Linked DNA regions of Homo sapiens: region 2 is linked to region 1. A link is a loop called in an ENCODE intact Hi-C map of the cell type or tissue named here. Cell type or tissue: IMR-90. All regions are shown on one strand. Links, peaks and the distances in the headings refer to the core of each region. The heading gives the core; the rest is flanking DNA.

What was found. A loop is a pair of places that touch in the nucleus more often than their neighbours do. Peaks named below come from ENCODE experiments on the same cell type or tissue, not always from the same donor. Only the 100,000 strongest peaks of a DNase experiment are listed, where the experiment ranks them.
Region 2: a loop joins it to region 1, with 3 times the contacts of the local background. A loop is called at or near these places in 5 of 110 quality-filtered maps.

What each region holds. Positions count from the first base shown.
Region 1 is chr7:129,828,767-129,831,683 of GRCh38, reverse strand. UBE2H (ubiquitin conjugating enzyme E2 H) reads left to right here. Exons shown (of 7, transcript NM_003344.4): 7 at 1-952. Among named protein-coding and RNA genes, the nearest start is that of MIR183, 55 kb to the right of the region's middle. In IMR-90, for the core only: a CTCF peak has its summit at 1,501 (motif pointing right); a DNase peak (open chromatin) is centred at 1,503; H3K27ac peaks cover 1,257 bases.
Region 2 is chr7:129,488,210-129,491,126 of GRCh38, reverse strand. STRIP2 (striatin interacting protein 2) reads right to left here. Exons shown (of 21, transcript NM_020704.3): 21 at 2,728-2,917. Among named protein-coding and RNA genes, the nearest start is that of SMKR1, 13 kb to the left of the region's middle. In IMR-90, for the core only: no CTCF peak of the experiment used is centred there; a DNase peak (open chromatin) is centred at 1,486.

The DNA.
Region 1 (2,917 bases), core at 284-2,783:
TACTGTGCAGTTTCAACCAGCATTTTATCCTAGTGAGGTCATTATCAGGAGTTGCCATATCATCTCTCCAGTACCTAACATTTCTCATCCACTTCAAAAGCTGTTCTGACTGCCAGCTGGCTGATCTAAGCTCCTGAGGAATGTCTCCTCTCAAAGGAATTTTTCCCTCCAAAGGCCCCCTGAAGTCCTAGTTGGCATTGGCCTGGCACATGCTTTATGTTAGGCCTCCCGTTGGGATGGCTGAGAATCATGAAAGACAGATCCTCCGCTAGCCTCTGTGGGTCAAGTTTCTGGACACCAAGTCTCTGGGAACTAGTGTTTGATTTTAAATGGCATGTGGCCCTTCCTTGTTTCAGTGACTTAGAAAAGTAAAAGCCATTTAAAAAAGTTAGCAAGATTTTTTATCGACTTCCCAACTGGGCTTCCAGCCTTGTTGAATGAAATCATCTATCTCTGATTGGGCGCAACGAACTGCATTTCTTTGGACTTCTGAATCCATGTTTGTGCTTTCTCTGGCCCGTGAACACCTCGGCGATTCTGTTAGGGATGGGATGAGTGGGAGGAAGCCCTTTGAGAAGGGGGAGCCGGCCCTGTCATGCGCAGGTTTTCCACTCATCTGAGGAAGAGCCAGGGCTCTGAATTTAGCCTAACACTCATCTTGGCTGTGGGCTTGGGAAGAAATGGCCATTATTTACAGATTGTATTTGGTACATATTGTGTGATACTTGAAAAGATAAAAGGGACTGCCAGCCCCTAACTGAAATCTGAAGCTTTTTATCGCTTATTTTTCCTCGCCCTGTCTCCTCCCTTCCACCTTTCTCCTTGCATTGTGATGATCTAGTAGGCACGTCTGTCAACAGGACACATGCCTCCTCTGACTATAACCTCTTAATAGTTGTGTATAATGAAAACTGTAAACTTTTTTAAATAAACGTGTATATACCTTGGCAAATGGCTGGACCTTGATCAATAAGATAATAGCCCTCATGATTACTCTCAGCTGGTTTTCTAAAATACCCTCTCTGTTCTGGCTCCTTTGAGCAGCAGACGCTGGCTTCTTTTGGCTGAGCAGCTCTTAGAATGCAGATGACTAAATTAGTTTGGGAAGGGAGTGGCACCCTTAGGCAGTAATAACCAAGAGGCTCTGCCCAGAGGCCTGTCCTTGAACCTGGAACTCAGATGCACAACTGCTGGCTATGAACGGGGCTGTGAGGCTCCTCCACTAGAGCCGTGGAAAGCCCGAAGGTCCCTATCTACCCCCATGCCTAAACCTTCTAAGCCCTGTCAACTCACGCTGAGTGAGGATACTCCGTGGCCTGGAGTTCAAGGACAGTGCAGCTTCCTGCTGGGACTGATCTGCCTAAACAGGTGGTCCTCTGCCAAGTGCTAAGCCTCCTGGGAGATGAGGAACGGTGGGTTTTGCATGGTAAAATGCTAATCGCTGGATTAGACCGTTTCGATTCCTTTCTAAAGCGTTTGCCTTTAGTTACCACCAGATGGCGATGCCGCTCAGTCTAATGGAGACGGTTTTGTTAGCAGGACCTTAAGACAAAGGAAATAGTGTTGCTTTGTTCGCGTGTTCTCATTCCAGCTCTTTTCCACTGTTTTCTCCTTATTCCCCTAAACTCCTTTTTCTCCTTCCCTACATGCTGATGCATTCGCGCCGGTTGACCCGGCTTCATACCTACCTGCCAGATTGAATGAGGTCGGGCTACTGAGGAATGGTGTGCCAGTGCCTGCTCCCTCCTCACTGGCAGGGAACCCCCCAGCTACCCTGGATGCCTCCAGAGCCCAGAAGCAAAACATTCAATACATTCTTTGTGGGTGGCGTTCATGGACCCTTTAGCCAAAGGACTGAACCACAGAGCCATGAGTTCGAGTCCCAGCCCTTCCTTTAGCTGTGCAACTTCAGGCTCCTCACTGGGCTTTCATGGACCTTGGGTACTGAGCTGTAAACTGACATCCCTAGACTAGTAGGTTCTGACTCTGCCACCTTGTGACTCAACTCCACCCAGGCTGCGAAACAGTGCCCCGTCATAGGATAGAGTAACTGAGAGAGGATGCTGTATATTAACCACGAAACACCAGCGTTTCAACACAGGTTTAGAGTTTTTAGACTCAGAGCATTGGGGGTGTAGAGCACTTTCCAGCCTGAAGGGGACTTAAGAGGTACATGGGTCACGTGAGCAGTCATTCCATTGATCTCAATAAGGCAGCTGCTTTTAAACCCCTCCCAGGAGAAGTCTCAGTGCAGTCGCCGGCACTTGGGTCCCCCGACCTCCCCCCTCCACCAACCCCAGTAATCTCACCCAGCACCACTCAACCTCTCAGCCTCAGTCTAGCTGTTTCCCAAGTGGCAGGTGGCTTGTCACTACCTGCCTGAGTCATTGTTCCTTTCCTGGGAAGGGGACCGGGGTTTCTGAGGCACGTTGTCCTGGAAAAGAAAGCTAGTGGGCTCTGAGCCCCACAGCTTTCTTGCTGGCTCTGAAGACTGCTCTGTCCTCCTGGGAATGAGTGGCTGTGACACTGGATCTGGGGGTGTCCCGCTTCCCACCCAGAACCAAGACAAAGGATTTTTCTGACTCCCACAATCCCTGGAGCTGCAGAGGCCTTGCAGCCCCCTGGCAGGCTGAGCAGCCCTATTTGTAAGTAGCATCTCAGGGGCTCATCCCCCCTGAGTCCCGGACAGTGCAACTTGGGCCCAAGCCTGCTCTCTCGGGCCTCAGGGTGTACTGTGTGTGCACCCCCCAACGTCTTGGGACTGAATAGTTATCCTGACCAGGGATTTAATGTTAGAAGATAAAAGATAGGAGCATTTCCCTCTGGCTGTGTGTATGTGTGTGTGTGCATGTGTGTCTGCACGCGCGCGTGTGTGTACCTATGTAGTGAAGGGTGTTTATTTTCAAAAAAAGGGCAC
Region 2 (2,917 bases), core at 301-2,800, 340 kb after region 1:
ATGGAGTTATTGTGGGAATAGGTTGATTATCTCAGGAGTGGGTTCTTGAAAAAGGATGAGTTTAGCCCTCTTTTCCTAGTTCTCTCTAGTGTGCTATCTTGCCTTTCTGCCTTCTGCCATGGGATGATGCAGCATAAAGGCCTTCGCCAGATACCAGCGCCATGCTCTTGGACTTCTCAACCTCCAGAACTGTAAACCATATACATTTATATTGTTTATATAAAATTATCCAATTTCTGGTAGTCTTATAACAGAAAACAGACTAAGACAATATAGTTGTCCCTCAGTATCTGGAGGGATTGGTTCCAGGACCTCCTAAGGATACCAAAATCCTTGGATGCTCAAGTCCTTGATATAAAATGGGGTAGTATTTGCATATAACTATGTGCATCTTCCTGTATATTTTAAATAATCTCTAGATTACTTATAATACCTAATATTAGGTAAATGCTATGTAAATAGTTGTTTTACTGTATTGTTTAGGGAATAATGACAAGAAAAAAAAGACTACATGTTCAGTACACAAGCAACTTTTCTTTTTTTTTTTTTTTGAGACGGAGTCTCACTCTGTCGCCCAGGCTGGAGTGCAGTGGTATGATCTTGGCTCACTGCAACCTCCGTCTCCAGGCGATTCTCATGCCTCAGACTCTACAGTAGCTGGGATTACAGGCATGAGCCACCAGGCCTGGCTAATTTTTGTATTTTTAGTAGAGACAGAGTTTCACCATATTGGCCAGGCTGGTCTTGAACTCCTGACCTCAGTTGATCTGCCCATCTTGGCCTCCCAAAGTGTTGGGATTACAGGCATGAGCCACCACGCCTGGCCTCACAAGCAATTTTTAAAAATATTTTTGATCCACCATGGTTGAATCCATGGTTGTGGAACCCACGGACGTGGAAGGCCAACTGTGTGTTAGCATTAACCACAAGTCAGAATAGTACCAGCTGCTAAAGAATCTACTGGGTGTTTCACAAATGTTTTTAGCAAATTCTGTATTTTGTAAAACATTCTTTTACTACAGAAAACATTCTATCACACTTACACTATTATCAAAAAGTCTGACCTGGACCTATTATTGTAGGTAAAGCAGATGTTAATTGGTGTGCCTAGGATTTCTGAAATCATGTCAAGACTTTCTTTGCCCCTGCAAACCACCCTAAACACATACTTATCACCTATGTTCCCAGAGTCCCAGTGTGGCAAGTTTTATACTTCACATAGGTTTATACTTCATGTAGCCTGGGTATCAAAGTGACACAAATTTTATATAATTAAGGAATACAACTTGTTTTGATATATGTATACATTGTGAAATGACCACCACAATGCATTAACTGTAAAATTATCAAAATGGAGTCACTAATGTCAAATCTAACAAACAAAACGGAGCTGAGGCCATGGAGGAGGGGCCCTCATTCGAGTATGCCTATGATGGGAACTATGCAAAAAATTCCTCAAAACCACAGTATTCCAGATAAGTCACTTACACAAGGATACTCAACTAACAATGAATGTCTCCACCCATGAGCTATTGCCAACTCTGCAACAAGCCCCTGTAACCAATGGTCTTTGTTCCAAAACAGTTTACGTGGACTTCTTTTTGTTTTTAAAAGCTTCCCCTTTGCCACAACTCCTTTGGATGAGCCTGTGGTCTGCCATAGCATGCATATCCCAGATTGCAATCCCCTGCTATTCCCAAATAAACTCTGCTTTGGAGAGTTGGTCTCTGTTGTTCATTTTAGGTAGATATATCTTGTTGTTTAAGTTAACAAGTCACAGGATCAAGAAACACTTCATCTACACCTTCATCTAGATGAGATCCTAGAATTTAGGTCTCACATGACTGGATAAGATTTTTGGTCTTCCTTGAGGAGGGGCTGTGTGTTGTGTGTAATATAGGAGCAGATATTCATGACCAATTCACTTTCCCTACTTATGAGAGTATTATACCATCCATGTTTGCCACTCTGTAGGTAGAGTATGCTTCTCCAGTCTCATGTTAGGCTTGTCCATGTGATTTGCTTTGGTCAATGGTATATGAACAATTTGATTTACACCATATTCAAGCAGGAGTCTGAATGTGCTTGCATGGTATGGTTTGTCTCTTGCTCCTGCTCTTCACTATAAAAAGTGTATGTCCCAAGTAGGAACTATTCCATCAGTCTAGTGCCAGAGAAAGAAGACTGTGGAACAGAGCCAAGCCAAGCAAGCCAAGGTGAGTCGAGCAGAGCTGCGGCTAACTCCTAGACCCATGAACAAGAAACGTTTGTCAAAAGTCACTAAGATCTGGAGTTTATTGCTTGTATTAGTCTATTCTCAGGGAACACTCTGGGGGTAAAATAATATTTTATATATTAACTTTATTATATCCTTCTTTGTTTTTGAGACGGAGTTTCGTTCTTGTTGCCCAGGCTGGAGTGCAGTGGCGCGATCTTGGCTCACTGCAACCACCACCTCCTGGGTTGAAGCGATTCTCCTGCCTCAGCCTCCCAGTAGCTGGGATAACAGGCATGCACCATCACACCCGGCTAATTTTGTATTTTTAGTAGAGACGGGGTTTTCACCATGTTGGTCAGGCTGGTCTCGAACTCCTGACATCAGGTGATCTGCCTGCCTCGGCCTCCCAGAGTGCTGGGATTACAGGTGTGAGCCACTGCGCCCGGCCTATATCCTTCCTTTCTATATGACTTTGAGTTTCTCTTGTGTTGAAGAATTTAAACACCAAATTTCTAATTCCAGCTCATTTTATTTTTATTAAAGTGCTTCAGTAGATGAACAGTGTTATCAACAATCAACACAAACTTTACTGAAATATTCACAAATAAAAATCCTCTGTAAGTCACTAAAATGTTTTTCTATGTAGTAAAAGTAATCACCATTGGAGACTGGTGAATTTGAATTTATTCCTAACCACAT